Linked DNA regions of Homo sapiens: regions 1 and 3 are each linked to region 2. The links are chromatin contacts, found by Hi-C or POLR2A ChIA-PET in ENCODE. All regions are on one chromosome and are shown on one strand. The core of a region is the stretch at or near the end of the contact, and the rest is flanking DNA. Distances in the headings are between cores, read along the strand shown.

Region 1 (3,284 bases), core at 701-3,200, 64 kb before region 2:
CTGTCTATCTTATCATTTTCTGTCTTTCTTATAATTTTCCTTGCCAAAACCATATCCTACTTTTCTGTTTTTTGTTTGTTTGTTTTTTTGAGACAGAGTCTTGCCCTGTCGCCAGGCTGGAGTGCAGTGGCGCGATCTCAGCTCACTGCAACCTCTGCCTCCTGGATTCAAGCCATTCTCCTGTTTCAGCCTCCCAAGTAGCTGGGATTACAGGCACCCACCACCACACCCAGCTAATTTTTGTGCTTTTAGTAGAGACAGGGTTTCACCATGTTGGCCAGGATGGTTTCGGTCTCCTGACCTTGTGATCCGCCCCCCTCGGCCTCCTGAAGTGCTGGGATTACAGGTGTGAGCCACCGCGCCCGGCCTCCTACTTTTCATATACATTCTGCTTATAGAATTGTTTTTCTTACATCTAATAGTTTTAATTATATATATAAACTACAATCTTAACTCTTGGCAACCGTAATTTCTGGTGAAAAACCAAGAAAGTAAGTAATTTTAATTGTTATGTATCAGGTACAGAGCCCAGGACAGAGGACAGAGCTGTGAAGACAATGCCTGCAGGACCTGATCCCTCCCAGCATGACTGGGAGGCAGAAGCCAGCAAGATGTGTTGGGCTTGGCTCTGCCCCACAGCTGGTGGCCTAGACACTGTGAACATCCATGAGACTTCAGTTCTCACCACGGCCACCTCCTAGACCGCAGAATCTAAAGGCTCAACACCAAAGATGTAAGCTCACAGTAAGATGTGCACAAGACTCCAAGGAAGCCCAGCCACCTGCCCTCACAGCTTTAGCTTACAGAAAAATCACACAAGCATCAAAAGTATCACAGAAGCAACAGTTTTATGACCTTAAAACATCTAGCAGAGACAGTATGTATTTGTTCGCCAGTAGACTTGGTCAAAAAAAATGTCTAAAATTCTGAAGACATTTCTATTTTGTTTTACCAACAATTTTTAAGCTAGCTTTATTTACCAAAGATTGCTAAAGTCATGTAAACTTGAAAGCATTTGGGCACGCAATTTGTGAGTACTCATGCACTTATAAGTCAATTTGGTACCACACAGACAACATACGCACAGACATGTACACATGTAAACATAAAAACAGAGATAGGCACAAAAATTTTACAGCTTGGACTTTAAAATTTTAGCCATGAGACAAGTAAAACTCACTAGTTTAAAAGGACACTTGGATTAAACTGTGCCTCTGTAAATGGAACAAATTAAAGTTTATCTGTCCCACATGGCTGAAGCCCTTACTGGTTTTGGAGAAAACAGGGTAGCAAATTAACATCTTGAAACACAGAGAAAGAATTTACATTTTCAAGAAGGGTTTTGGTTTTGTCAGAGAAAGATTAAGAAGAAATCCCACAGTAACACAAAACCATAGGAATTCACCACAGGATTGACAAGGAGCCCAATTTTATTTAGATAGGTAGCTTCTAATTTGGTCTTTGTTTTCCAACTGGGCCACTGAGCTCAGGGCAGAGCTCATTAATGAACAGAGCCCACAAAGCATTTGTAGCTTCCAGGGCCTAATACTTACAGATGTGAAAAGCAGGCCCAGCTGAAAGGCAGAGCATCTAGATCTTCAGAAATCAAGGATCCCACTTTTACATTGAATCCCATTTTCCGCAAATGAGGAAAACGTGATGGGACCAGGCCCTGCAACACTTTCTTAGAGCGCCTCACTACAAGACATTCGCCAGAGACTGCTGGGCAATCCAACAGCAACCAGCCCCCTCTGCCATCAGCCCAGCCCCCATGGGAATCCTATCCCTCGGTGGTGGGTGTTCCCACCACGTGCAAGTATCCAAACCACACTTTTCTTATCTAAACACACAAAGAAACGAGTCATCCCTGAAATAAATACACTCATTGCAACTGCTGCGGCCACCTCCAAAGCTGCAGCTCTCACATCTGACTCACCAGCCGTCACACACACAAAGGTCACCTTCCCTCTCACAGTACAATGGAACCCCTGGTGCCTACAAAGCCAAAGAGATCGGGTAACTCAATGCAAAAGAGAGCAGAGTTTCAGCCCTGAGAGGGGCATACCCGCTACTCTTGGGACTCCACAAGGAAAGTAAAAGGCCTCACAAAGGGGCTGTGGTGCCTTTTCCTGTGTTCCTCAAGAGGGCCCAGGGCTGTTGGAAGTCTCCTCTAGATTTCTTCACGTGGTATCTAACATGGCAAAAGGAAGGAGGAGCAGAAATGGAAGGAAAAACAAGTCCTAGAGGAGCGGAGCCAATTTGGGGAGATTTTAAGGTTTCTAAAAGACCAATGTTGGGAGGCGAAGACGGGCAAATCACCTAAGGTCAGGGGTTCAAGACCAGCCTGGCCAACATGGTGAAACCCTGTCTCTACTAAAAATACAAAAATTAACTGGGCATGGTGGTGGGCACCTGTAATCCCAGCTACTTGGGAGGCTGAGGCAGGAGAATCGCTGGAACCCGGGAGGTGGAGGTTGCAGTGAGCCAAGATCGTGCCACTGCCCTCCAGCCTGGGCGACAAGGGCGAGACTCTGTCTCAAAATAAATAAATAAAATAAAAAGCCAATGAAGTTTTACATTTTCGTCAGCAAAAATCATGCCAACAAGAAAGGAAGCAAACAGAGGGACCAGACATATTTGAAAAGCGGATTCTGTCAACTAAAAAACAATTCCCAGAAACAGTATCCAAAAGAGAAAAGGAAGACAGGAAAAAATTATAGTTTGAAAATCAGCTTTTAATTAAGCCTACTCTGACCATACAGCTCATTAAAAAATCCTTTCAAATCTCTTATTACCAGATTTCACTCAGGGCAATCAGAAAGTAGGCTTTCTATTCATTTGTCTGGTTCTAAAACCTGCATTTTCCCATTGTGTGTGCAAATATATTAATTTAGAAATTTCAAAAGACCCCCAATTTGGCCATTGCTACTTGGGATGATCTTGAGTTGTGTAAGTCCAAGGTGGAGCTCCACGGGTGTTATACACAAATACAGCGGGTATTTCCGAGGGCCGGGGGATGATCCTTAAGGGAAAGCTCAGCTTTGACAATCAGTTTCCCACCATTTTAGAAATTCCCTTTCAAAAGTGACCAAGGCTGGAACGATGTAGTAGGCTGAAGTGTGCTGCTCTGTGAGTGCCATTCCTCAAAGAGTCATCAGTGAGTCATGACTCATTCTTTTGTTTTTTGTTTTTGAGACAGAGTCTTGCTCTCTCTCCAGGCTGGAGTGCAGTGGTGCGATCTCAGCTCACTGCAACTTCTGCCTCCCGCGTTCAAGCAATTCTCC
Region 2 (3,313 bases), core at 4-2,503:
ACACCCTTTCCTGTGGTATAGAAGCCCTGGTCCTGGGGTAACAGTGCAGAGATCTTCCTGTCTTGCGGCCACCCAAGACCACGCTTCTGTCTGTACATTCCCCAGTAAAACCAACCTCTAACAACAAGTTGGCCTTGTCTGCCTCCTTCTGTGGTTTCTCCGCTCCTCCTGCCTTTGGGGGTCTCTTTGCATACACAGTTCATTCGGGAAACACACTGCAGAGACACACACATACAAGCTCAGAGCACTCAGAAGAGGTCTCCCCTGCAGCCCTGGCACTCAGCTCTGCCACACGGAGCTGGGAGGGACCAGGGAAGGGACAAACAGGACCCCTCAGCTTCCCAGGGCATGTGGGGGGTGGGGTTGGCACAGACCCAAGGGGAGAGAATCTGAGAGGAACCTGGGGCCAGAGTATTTGGAGTGTTCTTTGGTCTGGGTTCATGTCCAACCCCTCGCTTAGAACTCCCACAGGAACATGTTGTCATCCTTCAGAGTTGCCCACTGGACTCAGAATGAAGCCTGTACCACAAGGCAAGGCCACTGGTCCCCTCACAACCCCACTGCTGCTTTTGTTTTAATTGAATGACCACTGCGCTGACAGTGTGCACCTACTGCTCAGGCCAAGACAAGCACCTACAAAGGGGGGGTGCCCCAGCGCCCCATCCTGTCCTGGCAGAGGGTATCCTTGAGGACAGGAGTGCACCCTGGACATGAGAGCTCTGTGAGCTGACAGCATTTGGGACTCAACCTGGGCTCAAACCCCTGAGGAGCAGGGGCAGGCCACAGAGCAGGCTGAGGGGGCTGGAGGACGGGGCTGAGCCAGGGACCATGTGGGCATCTTGGAGGCCACTTTTTCTGCTGGGCCCTCACTCCTTAATGGCGCCCCCTCCAGCTGGCATGGCCTGGAGAGCTTGGTGAGGGAGGATGTGATAGTCCCTCCCGGAAGACATCCAGATGGTGTGGTAATCACTCATCCAAAGGCCCGCTCTGCACCAAGCAGAGTGCCCAGGTACTGGCTGCCCTGAGCACAGCCAGCCTCTTTGCATGGAACCAAGCCAACTTTTCGTCAGGCTATTTCAGGGTGGTGCAGATGCAGAGGTGATACTCCTGGCTGGACCCCCAAGCCCTGTCTCCCTGAGTACAAACACACAAGAACCCATGTGCGCTCCTGACTGAGCATGGGCGGTGTGACGGGAAGGAATGTTCTCCACGCCCCATGGGCCCCGTCTTTGGTGTAGCCCTTTGCCAAGATGACAGCGACGGGAGCAGTGAGACCGAGCATTCCACACAGACAAATTTAAAGCAATCCGCAAAATCTGGTTTGGATTCGCTCTAACACAAATGTCAGTGGAAGTCAGCAGCTCTGCTTTCAGGAAACCCAATCATCTGTCACAGGGAGTTTGCGTGGTTAAGAAAGACGCCTCTTTCCCCTGTCTTGCACCACATCATTAATCTCCTGGAACGGCTGGGGACCCGAGAGCACCATCAGCGGAAAATGTGAGCATGTGACGGAGTGTGCACTGCTCACTCACAGACCCCTCACAGATAGACATCAGCCTCAGAAGGAGGACTGGGAGGCCCAGGGGCCGCCACAGGAAGGAGGGAGGGCCACGCGCTGCAGAAAGCGATCTGATAGCTCACTGTCGGTTCAACTGAAACTCATCACCAGCGGCAGAGAGGGCAGATCTTCCTGTGAACCACAGGGTGGGGTGCTCACAGCTCCCACCCCCACCCCCACCCCCACCCTGGGTCCTGCGGGGATGGAAGGAGGGAAGCGGGAAGGAGGGGAGGAGGAAGGGAGAGGTAGCCCAGCCTACAGCCAGGGGCCCTCAGACTCTTGCAAACATCGCTGCACTGTGAGGCCAACAGCTCAGAGCTGTAGGGAAGTTCAGAGATAATTTGTGGCAAAAACGTGTTCAATTTTGTCAGAAAGAAACAGAACAGAGGGAAATGACCTTGCAGGCTTCTCACGCACACATTAGCCACAGCCTTGGCAGTGGGATTCAGGACTCTCAGCAACACCTTCTGGCATGGACAGAGTCAAAATGCCAATTCTCCACCCAGAGGCCAGCACAGATATTCATTAAGCATTGCTGGTGTGTAAGAGTCCATGCCTCCGGGTGCAGTGGCTCACACCTGTAATCCCAGCACTTTGGGAGGCCAAGGCAGGCAGATCACGAGGTCAGGAGTTCGAGACCAGCAGGGCCAACATGGTGAAACCCCATCTCTACTAAAAATACAAAAATTAGCTGGGCGTGTTAGTCCGTAGTCCCAGCTACTCAGAAGGCTGAGGCAGAAGAATTGCTTGAACCCAGGAGGCGGAGATTGCAGTGAGCCAAGATCACGCCACTGCACTCCAACCTGGGCAACACAGCGAGACTCTCAAAAACAACAACAAAAGAGTCCATGGTAGGTGCCCTGCCAGATCACAGGTGACAAATCATCGCATAAATAGTGATTTCATCTAAATTGTGGTAAAAAGCATGTAGAGCTGAGAGACCATAAAATCAGGGCACCTAATTTAGCCTGGGGCTGGGCAGCAGGGAGAACTTCCCTAAGGAGGTGACACTTCAGCAGAGCCTTGAAGTGTTTGTCAAACAAAAAAAATGGGCAAAGAGTGTTCCAAGGAAGAGGGTCCCTCCCCTGCCCCTCCCTTACTTCTCTAAGCAAGCTGTTTGCTCCACCAAGCTTACCACTTTCTGACCTTCACACACAATATGGTCATGACTTTCACATGTCCAAGAGCCTTCATTCATCCAGTCCCACCTTCATCTGCTCCTCTCACCCAGCAATTTAGCTCCTGCCCCCAGCCCAGGATCCCAGCCTCCTCCCACCCACCGCAGTGAGTGAATCCCAGCCTCCTCCCACCCGCCACAGTGAGCGGATCCCAGCCTCCTCCCGCCCGCCACAGTGAGCGGATCCCAGCCTCCTCCCGCCCACCACAGTGAGCAGATCCCAGCCTCCTCCTGCCACAGTGAGCGGATCCCAGCCTCCTCCCGCCACAGTGAGCGGATCCCAGCCTCCTCCCGCCACAGTGAGCGGGGATCCCAGCCTCCTCCCACACGCCACAGTGAGTGAATCCCAGCCTCTTCCCACACACCACAGTGAGCGGATCCCAGCCTCCTCCCACCCGCCACAGTGAGCGGATCCCAGCCTCCTCCTGCCACAGTGAGTGGATCCCAGCCTCCTCCCACACACCACAGTGAGTGGATCCCAGCCTCCTCCCACACGCCACAGTGAGCGGATCCCAGCCTCCTCCCACACGCCACAGTGAGCGGATCCCAGCCTCCTCCCGCCACAGTGAGCGGATCCC
Region 3 (3,444 bases), core at 365-2,864, 40 kb before region 2:
TATTCAACACATGAATTTCGGGAGGATACAAGCCTTCAGTCCATGGCACAGGGGTTGTTAGAAAAAGTTATAACCGGCCGGGAGCGTCGGCTCACACCTGTAATCCCAACACTTTGGGAGGCGGAAGCGGGCAAATCACGAGGTCAGGAGTTCGAGACCAGCCTGGCCAACACGGTGAAACCCTGTCTCTACTAAAAATACAAAAATTAGCTGGGTGTTGTGGTGGGTGCCTGTAATCCCAGCTACTCGGGATGCTGAGGCAGGCGACTCACTTGAATGAGGGAGACGAGGCTGCAGTGAGCCAAGATCTCACCACTGCACTCCAGCCTGGCAACAGAGCAAGACTCCATCTCACAAAAAAGAAAAAGAAAAAGTTATAACCTCTGGGTGTCAAATGTGCTTAGAAGGCCCCTGGGACTCAGGGTATGTTTGAAAGGTGGAACCAGCAGGTGAAAACTGACTACAAGTGTGAGGACGGGGTATGTTGGGGTGCCTGGGCTGGCACCGGCTGTGGGAGGAGCAGACGTGGCTGGGCATGGGCAGGGAGCAGGAGTCAGGTGTTCAGGAATGTTCCATTTGTGATACCTGCTGGACATCCCTGCTGAGCTCTCAAGTGGACAGTCAGGTAACCAGGCCGAGGGCCCAGGGAGAGGTCGAGGCTGAAGGGCAGAACCTGGGAAGCATCGATAATTACGTGGACTGGAATACAAGGAGACTGACTGCCTGGCGGCACCTCAAACAAATAACAAAATCACAGGCACAGCTCTTCAACGCGGCCACAGGCATCGGAGAAGCAGCTCCCCCGGGACTGGGCAGCAGTGGGTCCCTAGCTGGTCTGAGGGCCCAGCAAGGTGAGACTGACGTGAGCCAGCCAAGCAGGGGTGGAGGTGGGAGACACAGGGGGTGTCTTGAGAGCACAGTAAGCAGTGCCGTGTCTGATGTGGGATTTTACCATCAGGCCTCAGGAGAAGATTGAAGAGTTCTAAGTAGGAAAGTGACGTGATCCGATTTGAGTTTTGAAAAGATCACATAAACCCTGCTTTGTGGAGAGGGGATTAGAGAAGCAAAGTAATCTATTCAGGTGAGAAATGACACATGGGGACCAGGGCAATGTCAGCAGAGATGGAAAAAGCTGGTAGAGCCGAGAAACCAGAGGCAGGTGACCCACACAGGAGATGAGTATGGAAGGAGGGGACTGGGCTGAGAAGAAATCCTGGGTGTGGGGTGCCCTGTGCTGAGACAGGGAAGGCAAGGGAAGGGAAGGGCACCATTTAGTTTAGACATAACTCACCCCAAGAGGAAGTGGGGCCCAGTCCCACTCTGCAGGGCTCCTTGCTAGAGGAAATGAAACTCGGTCATTCATTCAACAACGGGGAACTTAGAACTCACTGGCAGTGGGCACTTGGCCAGGTCCTGGGTCCGATCCATAATAGTGAGCAAAACAAAGTCCCTGCACTTAAGGGAGCTTACATCTCATGGGGGACCCAGGCAATAAGTAGGGAGACGTGGACAGATTGGGGGTACATGTGAAAGCAGAACCAGTGGGACTTGCTGATGAGCTGGATGCAGAGAGTGAGGGAATAAGAGGAAGCAGGACAATTTCTAAGATTCATCATTGAGAAACTGGGTGGACAGAGGTGGCTCACACAGACTTGAGAAAGACTGGGAGAGAACAGATTTCAAGGGAAAAATTAGTGATTAAGTTTGGGGCACGTCAAGTTTGAGAGATTTCTTGGACATCCAAGTCATGGGATCAGGTAGTACCTGAGCTCCTTGGAGGGCCTGGCACACACAGGCCACAGTGCTGGAGGTCACGTGATGGATGGGCTGGCCGGGGAGATAAGACGAGGGCCCACAGAGTTCGGGAACCTTGGGAAGATGGAACAAGTCTCACCGAGTCTGAGAAGGAAGGGGTAAGCCACACAGAATGGGGTCACAAAGGCCTTAGGAAGGCTACGTGTGTCGTCACCCAGGGTGATGCTGCTGAGGGAGTGGGGAGTGTGGATTTGACAATGTGAGGGTTCAAGGCCAGGGTCATCGGTAGAATGGCTTGGGAGGAAGGCCATGGAGCAGGATGCAAGACAAAGAAGTGGTGAGGAATTAGAGACCACGCCAAAAGCAGCTCTCGTAATGTGACTTACACAAGGGATGATCATAAAACCAATAGAGAGGCATTTTCATTTTCACAATTCAACTTTCAGTCCATGCCAGATGTTGCTGCTTAGAAAGAGGATACCCAAGAGAGGAGCCCAGTGCAGGGCAGGGATGTTGAGTGTGGCCTCAGGACCCATCTTTCTTCAGGGCTGGGGCTTCTTTTGGGGTCGCCCTTGGCTAAACACCAGCGTGATTGGAAACTTGGAAACCCAGGGCATCTTCACACCCAGTGAGGGCCTGCCAGCCCTGAGTGTGGCTCCACTGCCCCTCCCTGAGCTGGGCTCTGCTCACAGCTCACTGGCTCTCACCCAGCTATTTGTGCATCCATTTGTTTAAAAATTCTTGCTGAATCCAAGGATTCAGGCCTGAATTAGACCTCATTCTTGCCCAGGAGGACAGATAAGGAGGCAAAGAAGAACATGATAAGCTTTGGGGTGGCGGGGGCATGAGGCTGCAGCGACAGGGGAGAGCCTGTGCCAGTCCTGTCTGGAGCAGATGGGCTGGGAGCTCCTCAGGGGGAGGCGACTCAAGTGCCAGCCCTTAACAGCCAAAGGCAGTCATCCCAGTAAAGAGGGCAGTGGATCCCAGGGCTTAGCAGGTGGCAGAGGAGAAATGCCTTGGTTGGGGGCCAAGCTGGCCCTGGGTCTGGATTACGCATTTTTCACTTTTCCATGTGTTTCTCTCAGTAGTCCTGGGAGGTTAAGAGAACCTGAATTATTCACTGTGATTAGCAAATGATTAAACCGAGGCCCAGGGCCGGCCTCACCACCATCTCAGGCAGAGGCACAGGATTGGGAGCCATGCTTACAAGTGCTTACCAGCACTGGGCTCTTTACACACACGGCCTTCTTTGCTCTTCTGGCTTCTTGCAGGAGGTATCTCTGTGGGACAAGGGAGGGAGGTGAGGCCCAGGAGACCACACTGCAGTGATAGGGAGGTCAGGCAGGGTCTGGGAAAGTGTCCCTGCCGCGTACCACCCCCAGCTCAGAAGGGGGCCTGAGGCCTGGGCTTTCTGAGCCCTATTGACCGGGGGAACAGGAGCGAACCCTGGCTCTCTGGAGACGCCTGGAGCCTTGGTGCTGACAAGGCAGGGACTAACCCGGAGCCGCAGCCAGTCAGCAGAACAGCAGCTGTCCATGGCCTGTGGTAAGGGCCCATCTACCTGCCCCTGGAAGTCAACATCATTGAGTCTCTCTCCTTCCTGCTCTGCCAATCCTAGATTATCTAGGACTTGACGTCCCTCAATGGCTCAGTCTCTCCAAGCCCAAGGAGTGACCCAGAAGGGCCCCC

Evidence for each region. Hi-C counts contacts between places; a loop is a spot of excess contacts on that map. ChIA-PET counts read pairs that join two places held with the same protein, here RNA polymerase II (POLR2A). Pooled maps may share reads with other maps.
Region 1: a pooled map shows a loop between it and region 2 (12-fold over the local background). The contact joins two enhancer-like sites. A Hi-C loop is called at or near these places in 3 of 37 single-sample maps with no recorded cell type and 11 of 50 pooled maps. POLR2A ChIA-PET finds 5 or more read pairs at or near these places in 1 of 52 experiments (activated CD4-positive, alpha-beta T cell).
Region 3: a loop to region 2 is called in a pooled map, with 6 times the contacts of the local background. The contact joins two enhancer-like sites. A Hi-C loop is called at or near these places in 3 of 168 maps with a recorded cell type or tissue (breast epithelium, heart left ventricle and right cardiac atrium), 5 of 37 single-sample maps with no recorded cell type and 10 of 50 pooled maps.

What each region holds. Positions count from the first base shown.
Region 1 is chr2:128,535,982-128,539,265 of GRCh38, reverse strand. All of the region lies in intron 1 of LOC105373611 (a long non-coding RNA gene), which reads right to left. Among named protein-coding and RNA genes, the nearest start is that of HS6ST1, 220 kb to the right of the region's middle. RefSeq lists enhancers at 1,169-1,965, 1,966-2,762. Within about 2 kb of position 1,950, at least 3 of the 41 ENCODE cell types and tissues checked have a DNase peak (open chromatin) inside an H3K27ac peak, as active enhancers do.
Region 2 is chr2:128,471,576-128,474,888 of GRCh38, reverse strand. All of the region lies in intron 1 of LOC105373611 (a long non-coding RNA gene), which reads right to left. Among named protein-coding and RNA genes, the nearest start is that of HS6ST1, 150 kb to the right of the region's middle. RefSeq lists a silencer at 1,726-1,815. Within about 2 kb of position 1,253, at least 10 of the 41 ENCODE cell types and tissues checked have a DNase peak (open chromatin) inside an H3K27ac peak, as active enhancers do.
Region 3 is chr2:128,511,986-128,515,429 of GRCh38, reverse strand. The region is part of intron 1 of LOC105373611 (a long non-coding RNA gene); the gene reads right to left. Among named protein-coding and RNA genes, the nearest start is that of HS6ST1, 190 kb to the right of the region's middle. Within about 2 kb of position 1,614, at least 3 of the 41 ENCODE cell types and tissues checked have a DNase peak (open chromatin) inside an H3K27ac peak, as active enhancers do.